2 separate regions of the Mus musculus genome follow, and region 2 is linked to region 1. Evidence: chromatin loops called from intact Hi-C (ENCODE). Cell type or tissue: left cerebral cortex. All regions are shown on one strand. Links, peaks and the distances in the headings refer to the core of each region. The heading gives the core; the rest is flanking DNA.

The links. Hi-C counts contacts between places; a loop is a spot of excess contacts. Peaks named below come from ENCODE experiments on the same cell type or tissue, not always from the same donor. Only the 100,000 strongest peaks of a DNase experiment are listed, where the experiment ranks them.
Region 2: a loop joins it to region 1, with 3 times the contacts of the local background. A loop is called at or near these places in 3 of 42 quality-filtered maps.

Annotation. Positions count from the first base shown.
Region 1 is chr16:32,807,438-32,819,805 of GRCm38, reverse strand. Smbd1 (somatomedin B domain containing 1) reads left to right here and starts at 9,360. Exons shown (of 4, transcript NM_001256309.1): 1 at 9,360-9,432. The coding sequence starts at 9,372. In left cerebral cortex, for the core only: a CTCF peak has its summit at 6,676 (motif pointing left); DNase peaks (open chromatin) are centred at 5,075 and 6,655; H3K4me3 peaks cover 802 bases.
Region 2 is chr16:32,998,690-33,011,057 of GRCm38, reverse strand. It overlaps Lrch3 (leucine-rich repeats and calponin homology (CH) domain containing 3), which reads right to left. Exons shown (of 21, transcript NM_001081255.1): 20 at 5,317-5,394. It also overlaps n-R5s33. Among named protein-coding and RNA genes, the nearest start is that of Iqcg, 51 kb to the left of the region's middle. In left cerebral cortex, for the core only: no CTCF peak of the experiment used is centred there; DNase peaks (open chromatin) are centred at 740 and 5,636.

The DNA of each region.
Region 1 (12,368 bases), core at 2,075-10,074:
TATGCCTCTATTTCCAGCACTTTTAGGCTTTATATTCAGAATTGGTGCGATAGACAAAACGTTTGTGTTACCCTAGATTTTATATTGAAGGCTTTATCCCAGTGAGGTCTTCAGATAAGACCTTTTGGAAGGCAAATGAGTGTCATTAGAGTCAAGCCCCATGGTGCAGCTTATAAAGGACTGCAGGAAGCCAGACAGCTCTTTCCATCCTTAGAGGGCGAAGCACAGACAACTACAAACCAGGAAGAGTGTTTATAGTCACCAAGATCCCTCAAGTTCGCCAGTGGGAAAGCCGATGAAGAGTTTTATTCAAAGTGAGTGGCTGGTCAAAATGCCAGCATCCTTTGCAGAGAAAGGGCAGAGCAGAGGGTTGAGACTCTGATAAAGCTCTGAAGAGGTTACAAGGAACTGGTCTAGTGGATTGTCACTGTCACCACCTAAGAACGTGTAAGAAAGAAGAGAGAGCCCGTCTGCTCTGCTCAGCTCTGTCTCAACGTTCTTAAGCAGAGAACAGAAGGTTGGGAACAGCATATTGAAAAGACGGGGTCACGTACAGAATCTCAGGGAAAAATCGGGCTGGTCAGGAAGGGCAGGGACTAAGGAAGCCCAGGACTCCTGATTCATAGACTTTCCCTTGAGCCTGCGGCCAGCAAGGCAGGCCACACAGTAACAGCTGAGCTGAACCCTCAACCCTGAATAACAGGAACACCCCAAAGAAAGGGAACTAATCTGAACAGTCACTCACTGTGACACTGACCATGCTACCTGTGTACTCCCGTGGCCTCCACTGTGTGCAGGTGTACTGTATCGAGTCATGGCAGAGGAGGTGGGCAACCTTTGTGGCCTCCTGGCTAGGAGCCTGTGGGACCATAAAGGCCCAGGATTACGGAGGAAGGGTTAAAGAGGCTTCCCCCAGATACCTCAAACATGAGGACAACAGGAGTTGGCTACCTCCCTCTTCCCAACCTGGAGCTATAAAGCTGCCTCCCCTACCATCAACCCTAGTAAGAATGTATTACCCTGACAGTGATCGGGCATCAATCCTTGTTTGACCTTAAAAGCCAGATGACCTCAGTTCAGGGCAGAGAGCCTGGCACTGACTGGGAGAGGTCAGAGACGACCCCTGGCACTCACCGGAATAGATGAGAGAGCCTGGCACTCACTGGGAGAGGGCAAAAATCAAAGGCAGTATCTGAAATCAGCCACAAATTATGAAAATATTGACTTTACTTGTTTGACTTAAAGTGATTCAAGCCATGGGTGTGCGATCCTTTTCATAGTTTGTAACAGAGCGCTTGGCTGCAATTCCTGCCTTTTAGGGATCTACTATCTAGTTATTAAGACAGGAGCACATAAGTAAAAGTATTAGACATGGAGTGCCTTCTTTGTCCTGGGCACTACTCTAAATTATTTATATATGGCTGACTTGTTAACCCTCCCGAATACCCACTGAGATAGACTGCATCATCATTTCCACTCTAAACATGTAACTAAGGCAAAGAGAGTTTAAGCAATGTACTCAACACATTCCAGCTAGTGTAGTGGAGCCCAGATCCACATATGGGTGGCCTGGCTCCAAAACTCCACCTTCAACCACTGTGTTATGCCAAGATAAATGAGAAGACTGAGTTCTAAGAGGCCGGAGAAACCAGTAGCGAGTGTGGCCATGACACTGGGAAGTCCAGTGCTAGAGCTGATTCCTAAAACTTTGGAGGCATGTTAGGATTCTCTAGAAGAATCGAATAGGAAGGATGAATAGATACTAGAGGGGGTTCAGTGGACTGTCTTACATGATTTGGGCTGACATGTACACAAGGCTGGCTACCCCAGGAGTTCCAATCAGGTACTAGAGGCCTGGAGGGTTCCTGGAGACCATTGGTCTTCAGTCCATAATGGCAGTCTGTGTTCTAATAATGAGTGAAGGAGTGTAGCAATATCAGTAGCCGTGACATGGCAACAGAGTGGCTGACCTCAGCAGTGAGATGCAAACTTGAAGCTTTTTCCTTGGTCCCCACTTTGCTGGGTACTCCTAGGAGATGCTGCCCTCCTAACATGGACATTCCCACTTCAGATACCCTGATCAGGAAAAGCCCTTGCAAGTGGGCAGGGCAGCTTAGCTCTAAGTTTCCTTCAATTCTAGTCAAGTTGACAACCACATAAGTCCACCCCTTGCCAGCTTGATGCCCAATAACATCTCCTTATGTTATGCTTAATTTCCAAAGAAAAACAGCAACAAGTCACAATCCCCTCCCCCACGTGATATAACTATCCCACATACAATCATAATTTGTATGTTTCCCCCTTCAGAATGGGTGGTAAAGTCCTTTAAGAAATGCTAAATCCAGGCTGGAGAGATGGCTCAGTGGTTAAGGACGCTGACTGTTCTTCCAGGGATCCTGAGTTCAATTCCCAGCAACCACATGGAGGCTCACAACCATTTGTAATGGGGTCTGATGCTCTCTTCTGGTGTGTCTGAAATGAGCAATGGTGCACTCATACATAAAATAAATAAACCCTTTTTAAAGAAATGCTAAATCCTTTAGGGTCCCAGAACTTAAGTATAACATAGGTTTATAATACTTAACTCCTGATATTGTCTTAGTTGTTATATTCCATGATAAATACAGGAAAGAAAATGCAAGTATCTGCTTAATGTGTGTGTGTGTGTGTGTGTGTGTGTGTGTGTGTGTGTGTGTACACAAACACATTCTTAACCAAATAAGACAGAAATGCTAATGTCAATTACAACCCTCATTTTTGGAACTGGTGTGATGGCTATTCCCAGTTGTCAACTTGACTATATGGGAATGAACTACAATCCAGAAATGGAGGGCACACCTGTGATCCAGATCTTGTGGCTGGAAGACATGGGCTTTTGATCTGAATCTTGAGGCAGAGTGGCCATGAAAAGCCCAGGGAAGGTGGTACAGGACTTTAATCTCTGGAGACAGAGGCAAGCAGATCTCTGAGTTCAAGGTCAGCCTGGGATAGAGCAAGTTCTAAGTAAAGAATAGCTTAGATCCAGGCATGATGGTACACAGCTTTAATTCGGGCCACACCTTCTGCTGGAGGCTTACATAAGGACAATGGAAGACGGGTCACTCTTCTTCACCTGCTTACTTTCTTGCCAGCATCTGTTAGAACCGCTTCAGGATTCCAGCTTAGTCAGAAGACCAGCTGTGACACCTGGAGGGGTGACCCATACTTTCATTTGTAAAGGGCCTGGGTCATTATTCATCCAGTTCCCCATTAGTAGTCTGGATCGTCACTCCTCCTAAACTGTAACTTATTTGTGAGCCTAAACTGTAACTCTTTTGTTATTCTAACTCAAAAGCATCATGAGCGCAAAGTGGTAAGGAAGAAGTCTTCATTTTTGTTAACATTATTTATTTATTCATGTATATTAGTATTCTAGTTGCATGACAGAAGAGGACATCAGATCCTATTATAGATGGTTGTGAGCCACCATGTGGTAACTGAGAATTATACTCAAGACCTTTGGAAGGGCCAACAGCACTCTTAACCGTTGAGCCATCTCTCCAGCCCTAGGAGGAAGCCTTGACTTTTCAACTCAATGGAATGTTTGCTTTGCCTCCTGGAAGAAGCACACCTTCTTCTGGAACCTAAGCCTCTAGGTCAATAGATCATAAGGCTGTGAAAACAGGAAGCAGACATTTGCTAGTGGGTCACCAGGGTGATGGTGAATGAAACTACTCCTACCTTTGCCTTTTGAGTCCTGGACCTGTGAGTCCTAGCTATGGGAGAAACAGTACGACTTACCCCAATGCTGTTTCAGATCATGTACTGCCTTCTGGAGAACACTGCCCCACCCCCCGAGGCTACTGCTGCCTAGCCGGTTCTGTAACTGTCCTTAAAAGACCATTCCGTTGTTTTATCAGGCCAGCTGCTTCAAGATGGTGGGGTACATGGCAAGACCAGTGAAGTTCCGTGAGCATGGGGTCCACTGTTGCTCCTCTTTGGCTGGGAAGTGAGTTCTTTGGTCAGAAGCAATGCTGTGTGGAATACCATGAGAGTGGACAAGGCATCCCATAAGTCCATGGACAGTGGCTCATATAGAAGTGTTACACGCAGGGAAGGAAAATTGGTAATCATAACAGGCAACTAATTCCAGTAAGGATAATGTATTGGCCTTTCCATGACAGAAGCAGTCAACGTTGTCAGCCTGGTGTCTGGTCTATATAGAGAGTTCCAGGACAAAGAGACTCTGTCTCAAAAAAAAAAAAAAAAAAAAAAAAGTGGGGGTGGGGAGTGGGGCTATAATACACGGAGCCAGTGAGTTTTGGAGTGCCTGCCCCTCACAGTTGCCCCCTCCTTATAAGTCTGAGAGATGGCTGCTATGTAGACTTGAGCCCTAGGGTCACATTCCTCACCTGCAGCTGGACTGAACTGGCAAACATGCCTTTCCCCTCCCCCACGACTCAACCCTGTCCTTTCTCCCCAGCCCCCTCCCGCCTGCTATGTCTCTTGAGGCTTAGCTGCTCAGCGGAGTCTCCTTTTTATAGACCAAGCTCAAGTTATCCAGGAATGCACAGGTCCTCCGTCCCAGGCACTCCCTCTGCTCACGTTACCAGAAGGTCACAGTTATGAGAGGCCACAGTGCTTTCCCCAAACTCTGACCATGTAAGTCACTTTTAAGAGACACAGGTCCTTTGCTGTTTTCTTCAGCTATAAAGAGCCCACACTCTAGAACCTCCACTTTCCGAGGCAATGGAAACGTGTCCCTTGTTGCAAAGGGTCAGCTGGTCGTTAAAACAAAACGAAATGAAACGCAAGCCTCTCACTTCCACCCGCCAGCTTGGTTTTACATTTTTTAATTATCTTTTTCATTGGGGGGGGGAGGGGGGAGGGCTGTGCCACTGTGCATATGTGAAGCTCAGAGGACAACTTGCAGGAGTTGGTTCTCTGCTTCCACCGTATGGGGGTCCCGGCTCGTTTGATAAAGCTCTGTCTCTCTGGAAGTCCTCAGTGCTGTAAGATCAGGGAGCTGGTACTGTTCCCTCGCTGCAGTGATTTCCACGCATGCGCGAGCCTCCTTCACCTGCCGCTGCCAAGGGGCGCCCAGCCACACCCAGCGTTCAAGGCGGTGAAGGTGGCCACTCTGAAAAGATCTTTCACCTCAATCCCTGTGACCTGAAGTCCAGCTCCTTGCACACCGCCCAGTCAGTTCCTGCCATTCCATCCCACTTCCCCATGTCTACGCTATCCCTGGTGACATCTTCTGGAACTTCCCAATTTCACTTTCCGTGCTGCGGAAGGACGCTCACAGATGTGGAATAATCTCTTTTTAAATCATGGTCTCTCACATTAGGTTTCAGGCCAAAGCTACTGTCTACTGTCTCTAGAAGGTTCACTTTTCTGTTCTTTTAAAAAGATTCCTTTTTATTATTTTAAAGTATGTGTGCACTCTGTGAGGGGTGGGAAGCAATATGCACGCGTGTGTGCCAGTGGCAGAGGCATAGCATCCTTTAAAGCTACAGTTACTAGTAGTTTGAGTACCATTGTGGGCACTGGGACCAAACAGGAGCCAAATGCAATTTTAAATGCTGAGCTGTCTCTCCAGTCCCCCACTTTTCCATTCTTAACAGGGACCACCCCAAACCTTTCCTAACTGCCACTCCACGGATCCTTTCATTTACCCCACATCACAAAGAAATGGTGGCATCCAGAACAGATGCCCTCCTCACTCTGCCAGAGCTCCTCTGTGCCAGGCCACATCTCTATTCTTCTACCTTGTCGCTAAATTGCAGGGGCTAGGATGCAGAAGCCTCTGTGGATTGTGCTAAAAAGCCAAATAGACTGGAAGGCGACCCCACCCAGCCAGCTGGGTGTGGTGGTGCAATTTGTAATCCCAGCACCCCAGAGGCTGAGACTAGATTCTGAGTTCCAGGCCAGCACAAACTACATAGCCAGACCCTATTTTATAAACAAACAAATAAACCAAACAAAAATATTCCATAGACCAATGTGCACAGAAAATGAAGTGCTCTCCTGGGAGAATTTGGCTTCATCTCTTGTGGCCATTTCTTGTGTGTTTAACTTCTCACCGAGAGTAGAGGCACTAATAATAAAGTGTTGACACGTTTTTTTTTTCCATTTTAAAAATCCAGACTGGGGCTAGAGAGATGGTTCCACAGTTAAGAGCGTTCACTGTTCTTGAAGAGGACCTGAGGTCAGTTCCCAACACACACGTGGCAGCTCAAAATTACTCTAACTCCAGTTCGGGGAATCTATCGCCCTCTTCCGGCCCCTACAGGCCCTGCATATGTGGGATGCACATACATTCAGCCACCAAACATTTATTAATTAAAAGTCGGAATAAATAAATATTTTAAAAATATTTATCTCTTAAGTTTACTTTCCTCCAAGTTATTTCCTCTTTAATGGCCAAACACCTCCAAAACAATGACTGCACGTTCTGCCAACTTCTGAACATCTGCTACCCTCAATTAAGCCAAATACTACTTCCTTCCTATTCCCACTTCCTTAGAAATACGTAGGCCCGAGGGTCCCTGTGCCATCTGGAGGGGTAACCCGAGTGGACTCTTCGCAGTGTGGCCCTTCTGGATGCCTGAGAAATATTTGAAGTAGCGATGCAGCAAGCAGTTTCTCTTAGAGAGGAAGGACACTGTCCTGTGCTGGTGGCGCCATCTGCTGGTATTGCAGATGTTATACCCAACTTGTTTTCTCTCTCTTCCTCCCCTTGGGCTCTCAAGGGAGGCATCCCCGCAAGATGGGTGAAGAGATAGTCAAATCATCTAGACAAGCCACACCTAAGTCTTTGCTTCTACTACATGGAAACACCCCCCCCTCCCCGTTGAAGTCATCAGGGCGACACCCATAGACCTCTGAGAGAAGAAAAAAAAAATCCCCTTCTAGGGCTGGAAAGATGGCTCAGGGGTTAAGAGCACTGACTGCTCTTTCAGAGGTCCAGAGTTCAAATCCCAGCAACCACATGGTGGCTCACAACCACCTGTAATGGGATCTGATGCCTTCTTCTGGTGTGTCTGAAGACAGCTACAGTGCACTTATATACATAAAATAAAATAAATCTTTAAAAAAATTTCCCTTCTAGCCAGGCAGTGGTGGTGCACACCTTTAATCCCAGAACTAGTGGAGGCAAGACACCAGAGGCAGCCAGATCTCTGTGAGTTCAAAGCTAGCCTGGTCTACAGAGTGAGTTCTAGGACAGCCAGGGCTACATACACAGAGAAACCTCGTCTTTAAAAGGAAAAAAAGTGTCTCTTCATGTAACCCAACCCAAGGCCCTGAGAAGTCGATGAGCTCACTGGAATATGAGTATTATGCCTGCAGCTCCCATTATACTTAAGCCGCATGCTTTCTCCCCAATAGTAGGACTAAAGGAAAGCTGTCCACTCTCAACACTTTAACTCATCACAGTGAAACAAGTTCTAGCCACTCTAAAAAGGTGGGAAAAGGAAATGAGATAGATCTGTGTTTGCAGATGTCACGGTTATGTAGAAAGTCCCAAGGAATTTGTTTCTAAAAACAAATCTAGAATAATGGAGTGAGCCCTGCTGACACATGGTGTATGACTTTGACCTCTGGGGCTGTGAGAAGACAGATCTCTTCTATTTTATTAGCTAGTTTAGAGAGCGGGTCTCGCTAAATCATAGCCTTCTTGGCCACTGGCTCCCTGAGAGCCAGTTTTCCATCCCAGCTTCTGCACTTTTAAAGATTATTATTATACCATTATGCTTCCAGCTACACATTGCAGGAACCCTACCAAGACACCAGACAAAAGACAGTTTGTTTTCCTAACATTTCAAGAGCCCCAGGGGAAGCACACCAATTGATGCCTCTGGTTTGCTTACATAGTGATTCCTTTGCGGCCCAGGCTCCTTCCATCCTTCTGTCCTGTCAGGCTCAGCATACCGCCATTTGCTTTATCTGCATGTCTTTACCTGGTGATTGTTGTTGCCACATAAACAAACAAAAAAATCTAATAAAGGTAGGAAGGGGCAGGTGAGGACACTCAGAGGATAAAGTGCTCACTTTGTGAGCCTAACAACCTGAGTTTGAGCCTCAGAACCCATGATGGAAGGAGCGAGCTGATTCTCAAAACTAGTCTTTTGGCATCCAAATGCGTGTGTGTATGCGTGCCCCCTCCCCTATGATAGCTAAAATATAAATTTAAAAAGCATAAGTAAAAATGCCAGAGAGAAATGGGGTGTTATATCAGAGTTCTCTAGAGAAACAGAACTGGTAGAATTTATGTATATTAAAATGGGATCTATTAAAATGGCACACAGGCTCTGGTCTGGCTAGTCCAGCATTGGCTGTTGCCTGATGGAAAGGCCAAGAATCCGGCAGTTGTTCCATCCATGAGGCTGGCTGTCTCAGCTGGTCTTCACCCTGTGATGGGGTCCCAAAGAAGTGGGCTCTAATAGAGAAAGAATGTCTCAGCAGCAGGATAGATGAACTTGCCAGCAAGAATGAGGGTAGGCAGGCAAAAAACCAAACCAAACCAAAAACCCCAAACCCCTGCTTTGTCCGTGATCTTTTCCGAGGGCTGCTGCCAGGTGTGGCCCAGATTTAGGGTGAGTGTTTTCACCAGCTTCCAGTGGAAGGTCACAGGGTGGGGTTAGGAGTGGCTATTCTCTGTCTTAGGCACCCACCATCCCTTCAAAAGCAGAGCCTCTGATGCATTCAGGGATTGATTAGAACCTGTTTGGGCCAAAGACGTAACCAATTTCAAATCATAGTCATTTCTGAATGCCCAACAGAGTCGATTCTTTGCATTTTTAAATAGGAGCTAAGGGAAAATTTCTTTATCCCTTAACCTTGAGATGACTTTGCCTCAACCTTCAGCTTTATGTCAGAACTGTAACAGTTCTGCCAGGCGCAGGGTCTCTGCAAGGGAACTGAGGTGCCCCGCTCATTGCTGTAGCTGATGGGACCACTCTTACTATATCTCTCATTTTGATTGGGACAGCACTGGACAGGGAGCTGGGGGACCAGCGCTGTCACCTCAGCTCTCCATATTAAACTGTGTGAGTCCAAAGTATCCTTTGTCTTCCCAGGCCTCAGTGTCCTTGTCTATAAAATGGGAAGGTCAGATACGCACGGAGGCCCTCTGCCACTTTGGCATTTCAGATTCTTCCCAGAGCGTGGGTATAAAAAGATATAAAAATTACCTCTGTTTGGCTAAGTCAATCCCAGCAGCTGAAACACCTGTGCCACACAGCCACGGTGCCACCCCCTTGCCAATCACCAGGTGTCACCTGGCTCCTCCTCTGTGTGGAGACACTGGACAAGTGCTCTCCAGTGAGTAGCTATTGGAGCTGGACCTTGATCCCTGAAGCACTTCTGCATCTATTGAGCCTGAAGCCATGTGGTTTGCCTTTCTCCTCCTGCTGTGGCTGGGCCCTGTGATTCCAAACCAGAAGGCAGGTGAGGAGAACTGAGCTGACCCCTATTTGAGAGGTCAAAGAGACCCTGTGTTTGTTCTCATTTCATTTAGTCAATCAATATTATTTATTTCTGGTCAGATACGCCACCTTCTGATGGCTAGAACCCACTCACTGATCTGATCAGGTAACCCACTTACTCAGACATCACTTGTATCCTAAATGTGCTTGGTGTGGCTTCTGGGTGTGTCCACACAGCTGTCTCTGCAGCAAGCTTGGAGCCTGCTTGGGAAGGCTGTGGAGTCTTCAGAGGTGGTTCTGGTGTGTACACTTTTGGAGGAGGCATGAGGGATTAGGAGGGATGGTGAGCGTAAAAAGCCCAGGTCCAGATGAACAGCAGCCTGGTCCATCAGCCGCCACCCACTAGTTGATCAGGATGGCTAAAAATATACCTGGAAGTACAGCAGGAAATCCATGACTCTTATTGTTGTTATTGTTTTGCGTGTGGGGGGAGGTGTTGTTTGTATGTATGTATGTATGTATGTATGTATGTATGTATGTATGAATGAATGTATGTGCACTATGTGTGTTCCTGGTGCTCCCAGAAGCCAGAAGATTCTTGGAACTGGAGTTAGAGATGGTTGTGAGCTGCCACATGGGTGCTGGGAATTGAACCCGGGTCCCCTGGAAGATCATCCAACGCTCTTAACTGCTGAGCCATCATTCCAGCCCAGGAAATTCAATAAAGGTTTCTCTTCCCAAGCCTTTCTGCTGCCCTGCACCCCCTTCCCACACTCCACACCCCCTTCCATACCCCACACCACTCTCACCTTCTCTAGAAACTTGCCAAAGCCTTGCTCTAGAGGGAGCCAACCTGGCTACCCTGGGTTCTTCACATTTTTACCTTGCTTTAAAGTTTGAGACAGGGTCTCACTAAGTTACCCAGGCTGGCTTGAGCTCACTCTGTAGTCCAAGCAGCCAATGGATTTGAGGTTCTCTTTCCTCAGGCTCCCACAGTCTGTGGGAGTGCCTGGTGATATGTTTCTTTATTTGTTTGTTTGTTTGTTTGTTTGCTTGTTTGTTTGTTTTGAAACAGGGTCTCACTATGTAGCTCCGGCTGTCCTAGAACTCACTATGTAGACCAGGCTAGCCTAGTACAAATCTGCCTGCCTCTGCCTAACTCTGCCCCCTGAGTGCTGGAACTAAAGGCGGGCACCACCACGCTTGGCTACGATGTTTGATTTTTATTTGTTTGTTTGGTTGGTTTTAGGTTTTGGGTTTTTTTTTTGAGACAGGGTTTCTCTGTGTAGCCCTGGCTGTCCTGGAACTCACTCTGTAGACCAGGTTGGCCTTAGACTCAGAAATCTGCCTGCCTCTGCCTCCCAAGTGCTGAGTCATTAGGACATTTTCAGACAAATTTAACATTCCTTAATCTCCTTCTATTTCCCTCCTCCAGATCCCTGTCCCTCCTCCCTGTCCTTCCTGCTTTCATGTCACATATATTCGATTATCCCACTCACTATTCTCTTTCCTTCCCTCCCCAACCCTTCCTGAAGACTTCTTCTCCCCCTGTCATGGTGCCCTTTCTAGTTTCATAACTGACACCCACGCCCACATACATGCACATATGCAGTCACTAAAATCTAGGCTCAACTCGTAGAGGAAAAGATGTGTTTGTCTTCACTTAGCACAGATATTCTCCAGTCTCACCCACTTTTCCGAGAATGTCGTGACTGTATTTTCCTTTATAGCTGAAGGAAGGCTGGGTTCAAGTGTGACCTTGATATGTAAGAACCATTTCTGCTAATGGATTTGGACAGGCCTCCCAAGCTGATGACACAGCATACACCAAGGCTCAGAAGCAGGTGCAGGCAAGGTGTGACACTCTTGGGAGCGGGGTGATAGGAAAGCCAGAAAGATGCTGCTTCTCCAGGTTTGCAGCCAGCTCAAGCATGGCTTTGGGTACCATCCTCCATCTATAGAATGAGAGCCTCTCTCTAGACTTTCAGGCTTTTCTGGCTCCGATCCATTTTTACAAGCATTAATTGTTCTGTGACCTAGTTCACTCATCCATGGAGCTAAGGCAACTTTTAAAGCAACTTATTCTTGTATTTAATGCATGCAGGTCTATTTGGTTCAATTTAATTCTGCCTGGCTCCATTCCATCCTGTGTCACACTGCCCATCAGTCACAGTAAAGTAAACACCATCGGATTGATCTCTGATTCACAAACAAGGCCACCCTTCATTTGGACGCTTCTCCCACCCTTGCTCTTTAGTTGATTCTTGGTCTTAGATGCTTGAGAAGAGGGATGGCTTAGGGATGGAGTAAGCCACCAGTAGGAGGCCCCTGAACTGAGTGTGAACTGGAGCCTGAGGCTCAGCCAGAGCCCCAGCCCTGCCCACTCTTACTTTGAGAGGTCCCGGACCTCTGCTCTCTGCACTTCAGACTCCTGTTTTCACAACACTTTGGCTTGGCCACACCCAGCCTTGCTTCCTTTCAAAGGCCAGCTTCTGTTGACCCTGTCAACTCTGAAAGTCCTCAAGTTTATCCTTAAACAAGGCCCCTGGCAGGTGCTAAGCTAACAGGAATCAATTGAAAAGAAAGCAAGCAGCATTAAAATTAAAATTAAGCTATCTGGGCCCAGTCCCATGAACCAGACTCTCCAGGAACATACCTCACCCCCGCCTGCCCAGTTTCATTTTTTCCTATCTCTTAAAAGAGGTGCACCTGCTTATTTGTGGTTTAATAAACAGATAACCACTGAGTTGAGCAACTTAGGGAAATGGTTAGGGAAGCAGAGCTGACGAAACTTACACGGATGGTGCCTAGCTTCCACTCTACAGAGATTCGCTCTTCCTTTTGTGCCCGTTCCCCTCAAAGCACCACAGTTAAGTCTTACTTACAGTCAGGCCTGGGAGCTGGCTCAGATGCCTTTCCGTCAGTGGTTTGAGGTAGGTGTTTGGTTTCAGACAAGGG
Region 2 (12,368 bases), core at 682-8,681, 190 kb before region 1:
CAAAACCCCAAACAGTAACAACAAAAGGAGGAATCTTCGGTCTGCTCTGCATGAGACACGTTCCCCGGGCTGTCCCTATGGTCTGCTCACCAGCACCCAGGCCTGCGCCTGAGCAAGTGGTCATGTGCACAGTGGTCTAGACACCACTCAGAGGTGGCACTTCCACTTGCACATCAACTTTGTGGGTGGATGGTTCCTAGGAACCCACCACTGCCAGGCTAGACCACAAGGTAGCCTCTGAGGGTTTGTTTTTTTTTGTTGTTGTTGTTTTTTTTTTTTTTTTTGGTACTTTTAAAGACAAGGTCCTGCTGTGTAGCCTAGGCTGAACTCCAAGTAATCCTGTTTCAGCATCCTAAATGCTGGGATTATAGGTGTGTATCATCACACCTGGCTTTAAGTCTGACTCTGCGTGTGTATAAAAGGATCAAACTCTACAGAACTGGACAATAATCACAGATCCAGGATGTCTTATAAATAAACTAGCCCACATGCAGACACTCTGGGAGGCACTGCTGGATAGCACTACAGTCTGTCACTGCATAGCGTGAGCGGTGGACAGTAAAGGACAGCTCTCTTCAGATGGAAGTAGATGAGGGTAAGCAGATGGTCAGTGGACTACAGCCGAGCACTGTGTGGCTGTCACCCCCCAAGCTGAGGGCCAGTGGACTACAGCAGGGTACTGCGTTGCTGTTGTCCTCCTGAGCTGAGGGCCAGTGGACTACAGTGGGGTACTGTGTTGCTGTCATCCCCAAGCTGAGGGCCAGCTTTGTTCATGGAGTTTGGAGACAGCATCTGTAAGGACTGCCATCTGACTGCAGCAGTGTCGCTCCCGGCCTGAGTCCAGACACTATTTACTAAGTGTTCTGAGAGCAGACTGCAGCTTCTCTGGGACGCATGGCTCAGATACAACTGTACAGCCTACAACACACAAACTTCACCTATTAAAAATGGGTCACATATGTTAGAAATGATATGAATTCCAAACATCACATTCCAACAGGTCTCCAGCAGGGGATCTGTTTTCAGGAGCACACATGGTAACCATGGCCAGATCTCCTCAGATGCAGCCTCTGTTCAGCCGCTTAGTGTGCACCGTCTAAAATGGATACACTGGGCTCAGAAGAGCAGTCTGGGAAATCTCCAGTATTTTTAAACTAAAAATCCAGAGCAAACTAAAATTGGTATTTTAAGTGTCCCATGCCTTCTAAATGTCCAAACACTGTTAAAATTGAGGGTAGGTTAGGACTTCAGGGCAGGGACCTAAGTGATAAGGTACTCCAAAGTAGAAATGCTACCAGTATTTTCATGATGAGCAGCTGCTGAAAGGCTCAGATAGTCTTTACTTCAAAACTGAAGTTGTTTCACAGTATAAAAGGATGGCCAGAGTCCTCTAAGACTCAGGATTGCTTTAATAAAAACACTGTGACCTTTCCATGTGAGAGACAAGGCTCAGGGCAAGAGGGGAGCCAGGGACTAGAGGGAACACTCCTCTCGGCTAGCTGTCGCTAGTGCTGCGACCCGATGTACTGTCCTGTGGACACAGGCGAGACAATGCACTTGCAATTTCTCAAGTCAGGGTCTGAAACACACGTGTGTCAGCAGTTCTGCATGAGAAACAAACCTTCACCCAGTACAGGAAGGAGCTGGACGGCGCTGGCTGCGTGGTCAGCTGTAGGTGAAGACCCGGTAATAAAGCACACAGAGAATTAACATTAAAGAACAGTAAAATGCCACAAAACCCAGAAGCTGGACAGACAGAGAGACAAAGCTGGATTCTTCCGCACGTGCCCCAAGAGAGAGCAGCGTTTCAACAGTTCTCTTAAGGCTGAGGTTTAGCTGAAGGATGTCGGAAGGAGAACAGAGATTGTCCTGTCCACATGCGAGCAGGAAAGGAAAACAGAAAAACAAAGTCAGTGCAGCGGATCGCAGACGGCAGAGCTCAGAAACCCAGCATTCTCAGTCGGACACCCCCCCCCCGCAGCATCTCATCACAAACAAGACAACGCTGAAGAACAAGGCTGGCTCATCCCCGCACAGCTGAGTTCTGCTGAGCAGCAGGACGAGCTTGCTTACTGAAGGCTAGCTACGGCTCTGGGGAGACGACGGTGGGAGCTGGCTGTGTGTGAGCCTGACAGTGGGAGGGCCTTATCTCAATCCCACTCCTCCTCACCACTGAGGCAAGAGTGGGGACAGAGTGGGGATGCTCATTAGAGTAGGGAATTATGAACCCAGGCAACCCAGATGCTCAAAGACGGAGGCAAGCCTTGCAGTGAGGGAGGGTTACTATGGAGGAGTCAGGTGCACGGACTCCGACCGTCTGATCCAGTCTGTCATCCTTGCATGTAGTTCACTAGGCACACAACAGAATGGAGGGAGTGTCTAAAGTCACCATTAGTGGACTCAATCTGGAAATATTAACATACATAATAATTCTAGGGTATAAGACAATGGACTCAAATACAGGTTTTTTAAAAATGTAAAACACTTAATAAAAGCATAATAATAAAAGTGAATCTCCATAAACTTCCCTATCCAGAGGCTCTCTGAGTTTTCTTATTTTTTAGTGATTCCTTCTCATTCTAAGGGTGCGCGGGAACAGGCCCTAGAGAAACACTACTATTGCCACATCCCAAGCCTGTTTTCCTTCATAACCTGACTCATTTTTGGGTATCGTTTATCTTTCATTTTATTTTTGTTTGAAATAGGGTCTCATATCACCTGTATTGTGTCAAACTCACTATGTAGCTGAAATGACCTTCAACTCTGGATTCTGCCCCACTTTCCCGGTGCAGAGTACAGGCATGCCTCTCCATAGCGCACTCACCGTGCTCGCACAACTCTGTAGTCACACTGAGAAGTTCTGGCCTTCATAGTTACTGTCTACCTGGGCCTGAGTCGGACACACTAAGGTACTAAGTTCTCTGTTTTATAGTCCAGTAAGACTAGAAGGAGGTGAGACCAAGCAAGACTGAGAGCTAGCTTGAAGCTACCACTTTGTGAGTTCCTTATCCTTCACTCTGTCCAGAAAAATGACTAATTTTCGGCAGCAGTAGAAGCAGGACTAGAAGTCATGGAAACTGTAGAGAAGTGGCTGGGAGGTAGAGGAAGGAGAAAGAAGTGGTCTGAGTGGATGTCCACTTCCTCCATGTGGCAGAGGAAATAGAAGCGGGGCTGTGGATACATAGAACCCAGCCTAGCCACCCTGGGGAAAGGTCGGTTTTAAACTGCACCTTTTCTGTCTGTTTCTGCCTTCGAATAGCTCAGCTCAGGTGGAACGCTGGCTGGGCTGTAATGAGCACTCCTCAGCCCCACTTGGAAAATGCTGACTTAAGTCCATAGCCTAAAGCTACTGTTTTTAGAGTTTGCTGACAATGGCAGAACATTCTGGAAGGGCTCCAGGCTACAGCCTTTACATCTGAGACAAGGTGGCTCTGCAGAGCCTGGCAGGCAGCTCTCATGTCTAGGAACGGGGCAGAGGAGGGCTCTCAGCAGGTGCCAGCAGGGGCAGAGGCAGCGGCTGCTGTTTCCTAGGCTCGCCATTCGCTGCGCCAGTGCAAGCCATACTCTGGTTCAGTGCACATGCTGAGCTGACCTAAGACAGGGATACCTCTTTCACTGTGGAGGAAATACTGCCAGCTCCTTAGAAAATGGTAAATGGTCTCAGTGCATGTAAAATGGTTTTATAAGCTTTTATAAAACAGTAATATAAGAATGTCTGACTTTGTCCATAAGAATAAAAAAAGTCACACCTGAGTTTAGAAAAGGGGAACTACAAACCCGTAACAGCAAACAGGAACAGATTGCTGTACCTGGTAAGGCTAAGGAGCGGGTGTGGAATTCATGCTGGCTAATGTGGATGCAAGGCCAGAACTGGCTTTCTTAGTCTGACATGTGTGAAGCTCTTGGCCAGTTAGAACAGGCTGGTGAACTGGGTGAAAAGCATCACTGGGTTAAAAAGGGCTTAACTTGGAGACAACAGGTGCTTCTGGTGGGCCGGGAGCCAGCCCTGGGCTTCTGACAGAGGCCGCCTGTGTTTTGCACTCTGCAGACCGACAAAGCTAAGGCTTGAGGACTGGAGATGGTGGCTCAGCGGCACATAAGACGTGTGCTCAGCAGAGCATCCAGGAGGCACAGCTACCACCTACAGCAAGAACCTGCTACACACCACAGCAAGCTGTTAATTCTTGACACTGGTGCTGAGCATGGTGGTGGGCATGAGTTCCAGCACTGGGGTAGGAGGGACGCTTCCCAGAGTTCCAAGACTAACTTGAGCACACACAGATCTCAGAGTCCATTTCTTCTATCATTGAAAACTGTGCACTCCTCAGAGTAAAGCAGCTTTTAACTGCTCTTCAATGGAGCCTCTGAAAGAGCAGTGTAAACATTTCTTTTCCTATTGACTCTATAAGTAATGTTTAATTATAGTACTATGAAGGCAGGAAACACAATAGAGCCGTCATTCTCAGCCTTCCTAATGCCGTGACTCTTTCATAGTTCCTCACGGTGTGGGGATCCTCCCAACCATCAAGTTACTTTTATTGCTAATCACAAGTGTAATTTTTCTACTTGTACGAACTGTAATATAAATCTCTGTGTTTTCTGATGGCTCCAGGTGGCCCTGTGAAAGGGTCAGTCATCTCCCTGAGGGTCAGGACCCACAGACTGAGAACCACTGCACAGGGCTCCACAGAAGCACTGTCCCCTTAAAACATGCTCATACGTGCAGATGCGCTGGCTTCCAAGACTGCAGCCTAGTGGAAAAGCAGGTGGAAGCTGAATTAAACCTCTAATTTAGTTAGGAGGACTAGCATTTGGACCACCTACCTGTACGGCTATACTACTTATGTATTTTACTTAAGTATCTGGGAAATTTGGGTGAAGTACACACAGGAACTCTGCTATTTTTGTATGATTTTGTGAAGCCTAAAATTATTCAAAATTAATACATGCTTAAAATGTATTAAAAATGTTAAAAAATTGAAGGCAAAAATGAATTCCCAATCTGAAAGGTATCTGTGTGGAAAAGATTGTCAAATACAGCTCTACTTCGGTCAAACAGCTAGTGGGATGCTTAAGGAAATAGGACAATTATTTTTCATTTATTAGTTATAATACAATTATGTAAATCAACGCTTAGCAGTTTCCTTAAGACCCTTGGAAATGTGGGAAGCATGAAAGGATGTTGCTGGAGAGAACACTGACAGTCTTGTAATAACACGTTGTGTTAGTAGTGAGTCAGCAACTACTCCTGGTAAGAACAATTACGCACACGCACACGCACACGTGCACACACACTCACACACACATACACGTTACCTGGGGTACACCGATTTTTCTGCAAGCATCCAGGAAGTTCTCCACATTCCGCCTGCACTTTGCCATCGTTAATTTAGGCTGCAGTGAGACAAGAAAGAAGGAAACCGTTATCAACAAGGGTCAAAGGAACGCAGACTTCAAACTCCTCCTGTAAGCTGCCTCACAGACCAACTGCTAGGCACACTAGGGGCTCGGCAAAAGTTTTCTTAAAAGATCAAACACCGAGTGTCAATCTCAAGAGCCTGGGAACTGTTACGGCCACTCCATTCTTCCAGGAGCACGGCATCCGCCATGAGGACCAACGAGCCACTGTGGCTGCTTTCCAAGAAAATCCTATTTGCAGAAATAGGAGCCGGCTGTGAGAGGAGTTGGCCACCTCCCAATGCCTGTGTTTGCTTTGGTTTAGTAAGATAAGTGATAAGAAGATAGGTTTTTTTTTTCATTCTGAAAAAAGAAAATTGGAGAGGACATCATGAAAATGTATCGTCTAGTGGTTCATTGTTCAAGCATGGCCACAACTAACAGTTTATTTTCTTTTGGTTTATTATTTTTAACCCTGACTGGCTTAGAACTGGATAGACCAGGCTAGAACTGTGTAGACCAGACCAACTTAGAGAGTCACCTGTCTCTGCCTCCTGAGTGCTGGGATTAAAGATGTGTGCTGTTATACCTGGTTCTATTTTAAAATATCATTTTATTATTATTTTATACATGTGAGTGTTTTGTCTGCATGCATACCTGTATATATTGTACATGCAGTGCCTGTAGAATCCAGAGGTGTTGGGTCCTTGTGAACTGGAATTATGGACAGGTGTGAGCTGCCATGTGGGTGCTGGGAATTGAACCTAGTTCTAGTTCTGCAGGAACAGCCAGTGCTCTTAATAGTGACTCTATATTTTGCATTTAACTCATTAGACATTTTGGAAATTAAGAAAGCCTTAACAATGGCTACAGAGCTACTTTACAAGATGAAAAGTCGACACAAGAAATGTCCTTAATTACTAACTAGTGAGTTTACTTTTCTGTAAAGATCTGGAAACACTAGAGATAGAGGCACCTCATATCCTCTCAAAGTTTTGCTTCTCTCCTAGCTGGTTGTCATGGAACATAATGTAAGAAAAGCAGGAATTTGATATTCTAAAATGATGTTCAAGTATCAGGTATAGAAGCCAGATGTTTGCAGGGACTGTGACCTACAGATTTTTTTAAATTAGTAAGTACATGGACACTTGAACCATCTCTAGAAACAAAAGACTTCACTTGTAAAATCTGAGTTTTCTGCAAACATGAAACATAATAAGCAAGGAAAGAGGGCACTGTAGCCCTGACCAGGCAAAGGCAGGCAGGGCAAGGCTCAGCTTCGCCACAGACAATGAAAAGGCAACCAGTGGGAGGGAAGGAAATGAACATTTATCCCCAGTTCGGGTGGAACAACCTGCAAAGGATCTTGAAAAGACAACAGGAACTTAGTGTACAGGGAGGGCACTGGCCCTGGGCAGCTTCTCCCGCTGTCACAGACACCATGACCAAAAGCATGATGGGAAGGAAAGAAAGGGTTTACTTCATTTTACACTTTGGGGTCTATCATCAGGGACGCCAGGCAGGAGAGCTCAAGGAGGGCAGGGACCTAAAAGCAGGACCGAAGTAGAGGCCGAGGAAGGATTATGTTTATACTGGCTGGCTCTCCATTCATGGCTTGCTCAGCTTGCCTTCTGTCCTTGCTAATGCCAGATTCTTAACTTTAGTCAAAAGGCAGGGAAAGATGAAACATAAACTGTACAGCCACGATTTCCTGAGATGGTACAGAACAGCCCGGGCTTCTCTAGTCACAATGGGCTCTAAGGCTGCCCCTGATTATGCCGGGAGGTGCACATAGACACAGGGAACCACGGCCTCTTTAGCTCCAGAGAAAGGTAAGCTGGACTGAGAGGCAAAGGGGAAAGCTCTAGGAGGAGCTACTGGGCAAAGGGACCCAAATAAAGAGTGTGTAGGGTTAGATATGCCAGGAACCCCAGAATGTGGTATGGCAGGAGACAGAGTTCAAGGCCAGCCTAGCTTAAAGGGGACAAAAAAAACTAGCTGGGTATAGCAGTACACACTTTTAATCCCAGAACTTAAGAGATGAAGGCAGGTGGATTTCCGTATTGGTCTACAAAGTTCTAGGCCTGCCAGAACTATACAATAAGACTCTGCCTCAAACAAAACAAAACAAAAACAACAACAAACCCCCCACAAAACAACAACAACAACAACAAAACCCAATCCAACAAAAAACCTCCCAAATCCAACAAGACAAATTGCTTCACTTTGGCATATCCATCCATTCATCTCTCCACATGCCTTACAAGTTTGGAAACACAAGCAAGTATCATACACATTACTTCCAGCGGAGTAGGTAAGACTGGTCAGGGCCCTGGTCTGAGTTTAGTAGAGAGGGTTGAGCAGGAGCAACCATGAGCACTGTGTTTTACAAAAGAGGGAAACCAGTTTTTGAAATATTGATATTTATGAGGGGCAGACTGACAAACCAGGCTATGGGAAGACAAATGCCTGTTTCTATGTAAAAGCAAGGGTTAAAGGTTAAGGTTAATGCTGCTAATTAGCAGTTCAAATGCAATTTACTATGGTTTATATGAAAATGGAGACTGAGGACAGGAGACCTGTGGGGAGAGGGGAGAGGGGAGAGGGGAGAGGGGAGAGGGGAGAGGGGAGAGGGGAGAGGGGAGAGGAGAGAGAGAGAGGAGAGAGAGAGGGGAGAGGGGAGAGGGGAGAGGAGAGAGGGGAGAGGAGAGAGGGGAGAGAGAGAGAGGAGAGAGAGGGGAGAGAGGAGAGAGGGGAGAGGAGAGAGGGGAGAGGGGAGAGGAGAGAGGAGAGAGAGAGAGAGGAGAGAGGAGAGAGAGAGGAGAGAGGGGAGAGGGGAGAGGAGAGAGAGAGAGAGGAGAGAGAGAGGAGAGGGGAGAGAGGGGAGAGGAGAGAGGGGAGAGGAGAGAGGAGAGAAAGAGAGAGGAGAGAGGAGAGAGAGAGGAGAGAGGAGAGAGGGGAGAGGGGAGAGGAGAGAGGAGGAGGAAGAGAGAGAGAGAGAGAGAAGAGGAGAGAGGAGGAGGAAGAGAGAGAGAGAGAGAGGACTCGCTCAGTACACATTGCTATCACATGAGAACCAGCAGAAGCAACTGGAAACATACAAGTGTGGGGTAGAACGGGAGATTTCCTGAGATATTCCCCACAGGACACATTTCTAATTGATGAGGGAAGAGGAGAGACTGTCTCCCCAGTCCCCCCTCTCCCTCAGCATTTACTACATTCCAGGAATGCAGGCCAGTGTTTCACAACTGGGATACAACCTCCTGTTATATGCTGATACAACTTGTGTATCCATTCTTCAGTTTAGCTAGTGCATGGAAGCCCTGTTGTCCAAGAAGCCCACACACCCCACACTTTCCACCTCTTGTGGGAACATCAATAGAAGGGCTCGTTCATCAGCGGGACACAGGCCGTAGTCTCCCATCACTCACTCCTCCATCTTAAGTAGCAAAGCTTACAGGAATCCACTATCGCCAAAAGTTTTCCCAGAATTTCAAATGGCATGATATATGATTTTTGGCAGAAAAGTCTAGTCTCTTTTATTTCTATAATATAGAGTCTACACTGAATTTGAAAAGATCAAGAGATAAAAAATTAAATATTTAAAATGATTCAAACTTTTTTTTTTTTGGTCCAAAAAGCCTACAGCACCCGGTATTCCCAGGCGGTCTCCCATCCAAGTACTAACCAGGCCTGACCTTGCTTAGCTTCCGAGATCAGACGAGATCAGGCACGTTCAGGGTGGTATGGCCGTAGACCAAACTTTTTTTCAGGCAGTGAAAACTTTATCATTTTTTAAAGCAGGGTGTCACATAGCACAGGCTGACTTCAAACTTGATATATATATATCCATCTAGGATGCCCTTGAGCTCCTGATCTTCCTGTTTCAAACTCTTAAGTGCTTGGATTACAGGTGTGACCTAGCATGACCAGCTTAAAGATATACATGTGTATGCATACATACATACATACATACATATATACTACTATATATATTTTACTATCTATATATTTTACTACTATCGTGTGTATTCACATGGCGTGGGGGCGTGGGGGTATATGTGCTGTGGCACTCTGTGGAGTTGGTTCGTCCCTTCCCCTGTGTGTGGGTTCCAGAAATCAACCTTGTATGGCAAACTCTACCTTTTGCACCTTCTCACTCGCCCAACACTTTATATTTGTTTGCTGTGCCTTTTTATGTTTGTTTTTGATACAAGGTCTCGCTATGCAGCCTTGGCTGGTCCAAGCTTGAACTCATAGATTTACCTGCCTTTGACTCACAAGTGCTAGAATTAAAGGTGTTAACTATAAAAACAACTTGTATTCTCCTGCTCTGCTGACCTAGGCCTCGTCCTGGAAGCTTCTAGTCTCCATACAATCTAATCTAGGCCTAGAAAGTTTTCAGCTTGAGGCTTGCTGCTGAATAAACTCACTCCTTAGTTCTTTCTGAGCTTTGGCTGGCTGGTTCAACTCAGTTCTTCTGGCTTCTCTCAGCAGCTCCTGAATTGCTCTTCTTGGCTTCAAAGTAACTCAGGCAATATGCGCTACTCTTCTGGCTCCTTCTCATTCTCTGGCTCCTTCTGTCTTCACCTGAGTCTAATTTGGTCTCTCTCTGCAACTTCCATAAAACTGTCTTCTCCTTTTCTTCTCTTTCTCTGCACTGTTCTCTGTTTTCACTCTCTGAGTGTTGGGCATATCCAATCCTGTCAAATCTTTCTCTGATTGATTTCTTATCTGCCACTCAATTAGTCACCACTCTCAAACATGAGTGCTTCCCTCTACAAACTAACTTTACCTTCATTGTTTAGGATTAAAGATATATGCTAAGGCTGAGCCACACCACAACAAGAAACAGTTTTTCAGTAAATAACATAGTCTTGGAGTTCAGTGTGATCACACCACTCTTGGCTCAAAAATTTTATTTTTTAAAATTTGCTTTCATTAAAATTTTATTTAGAAGTATGGGGCTGGAATGATAGGTTTGGTTCATAGCACCCATAAGCTGGCTCACAGCCACCTCTAACTTCAGTTCCAGGGAATCCAATGCTCTCTTTTGGGTTCCATGGGCTCTTGTGATGCACATAAAATCATTCATGTGCGTGCACATACGTGTACACACACAATTTAAAAACTTTTTTCTTAAAATATAAGGAAACCCTTTAAAATCATCCCTAAAGCCTTAATAAGCATGTATAATAGAGCAAACTCAATTTGAGACTATTAATGAACGGCTGCAGAGATGGCTCAGAGGATAAGAGTGGATGCTGCTCTTGCAGAGGACCACAGTTCAGTTCCCAGCACCAACATAGCTCACAACTACCTGTAAGTCCAGCTCCAGGAGATCTGACACCCTCTTCTAGACTCAGTCAGGACAGAACTCATATGTACAGATCCACATTCAAATGACACATACACATAATTTTAAAAATCTGCCGGGCGTGGTGGTGCACGCCTTTAATCCCAGCACTTGGGAGGCAGAGGAAGGCGGATTTCTGAGTTCGAGGCCAGCCTGGTCTACAAAGTGAGTTCCAGGACAGCCATAGCTATACAGAGAAACCCTGTCTCGAAAAACCAAAAAAAAAAAAAAAAAAAAAAAAAAAAAAAATCCTAGAAAAAGGAAGAACAATAATGTTCATAGGGCCTGATCCCACTTCTGAGAGGTAGTGAATTCCCCAGTTAGTAAGGCTGAGTAGCTATCTTAGCATAGCTTAATTCCTCCACTGAGAAGCAAAGAAGAAAATCCTAGGTAGTCCAACGATGGAAGAACTGTTCCTAACCCTCCTGGCGGGGCTGCCTGACTGCCTACATTGTGATGATGGATTTCTTTCCTGTGGGCCTTGTGTTCTAACCCTTCCTAGTATTATACCACTGTTTTGTTTTCTTTCTTATTTTTTGGATTTATTTATTTATTTTATGTGTTTGCTTTGCTTGCTTGTATACACTTGTGTGCCTGGTACCCACGGAAGTCAGAAGAAGGCATCAGGTCCCCAGGAACTGGAATTACAGATGTTTGTGAGCCATCATGTAGGTACTGGGAACCCCGCCCAGTTCTTCCTCAAGAGCCATGTGTTTAACCTCTTGAGCCTTCTCCAGCCACTGTTCTCCAGTCCACTGTATTGTAAAGGTGAATCTAAACTTTCTTCAAAATACATGATATTGGAATAAAACCTGATATTTAAAATGTCTGGTTCATAAGTGACTGGACTTTCAAGGAAAATGCCTCTTAGTGATACATTTCCTGATCCCATAAATGAACTCAAAGACATCTGACAGGATTCTGCCAACAGAACAGCCAGGCTGTAGACATAAGTCATAAGCCTGGCTCCAGCCTAGAGCCAGGGGTCAGGTCAGCAAATTGTTATCCATAAATGGATAGAAAAGTACAAAGAGCCCTTTCTGCACGATTAGTCTCCACCACATCCAACTGTAAACAGGTTGTGAGGCTTGGTGGTAAGATTCTTTATTGGCTGAGCCATCTTGTTGGCCCTTCCTAGTGAAGTTCTAACAGTGTGCATTGCATTGCTATGTCTACTGAATGATCAACAAACATTTTCAAAAGCTATTTACTATTTACACTATTTACACTAGTACAAACCTCTAACTGCTTGACTTGTTTTAAGGCCTCTAAAACATGGCCTGAGACTTATCCACACACTCACCCCGAGTGTCATCTATGCTCAACAGCTGAACAATTCCTTAAGTTGCTAACTGGCCAATTCCTGCCCATATTTTGTAACTGAATTAGTACAACTTCTCTAGAAGGCTGATTTGAATTCTCTAGGTAGTTAATTGGTTCCCTTTGGTATTTCCATAGCCCACTTCATATATATGTCCTACAATATTCCATACATGCTGTAGCTTATTGTTCATGTGTCTGCTTTTTCTCTAGTCAAAGTGACAAGAGGCAGGCGGGGACTGGGCCCTTGGTATCTGCTTTGCTAGCTTCCAGCACAATGACTCCACTGAGCTGA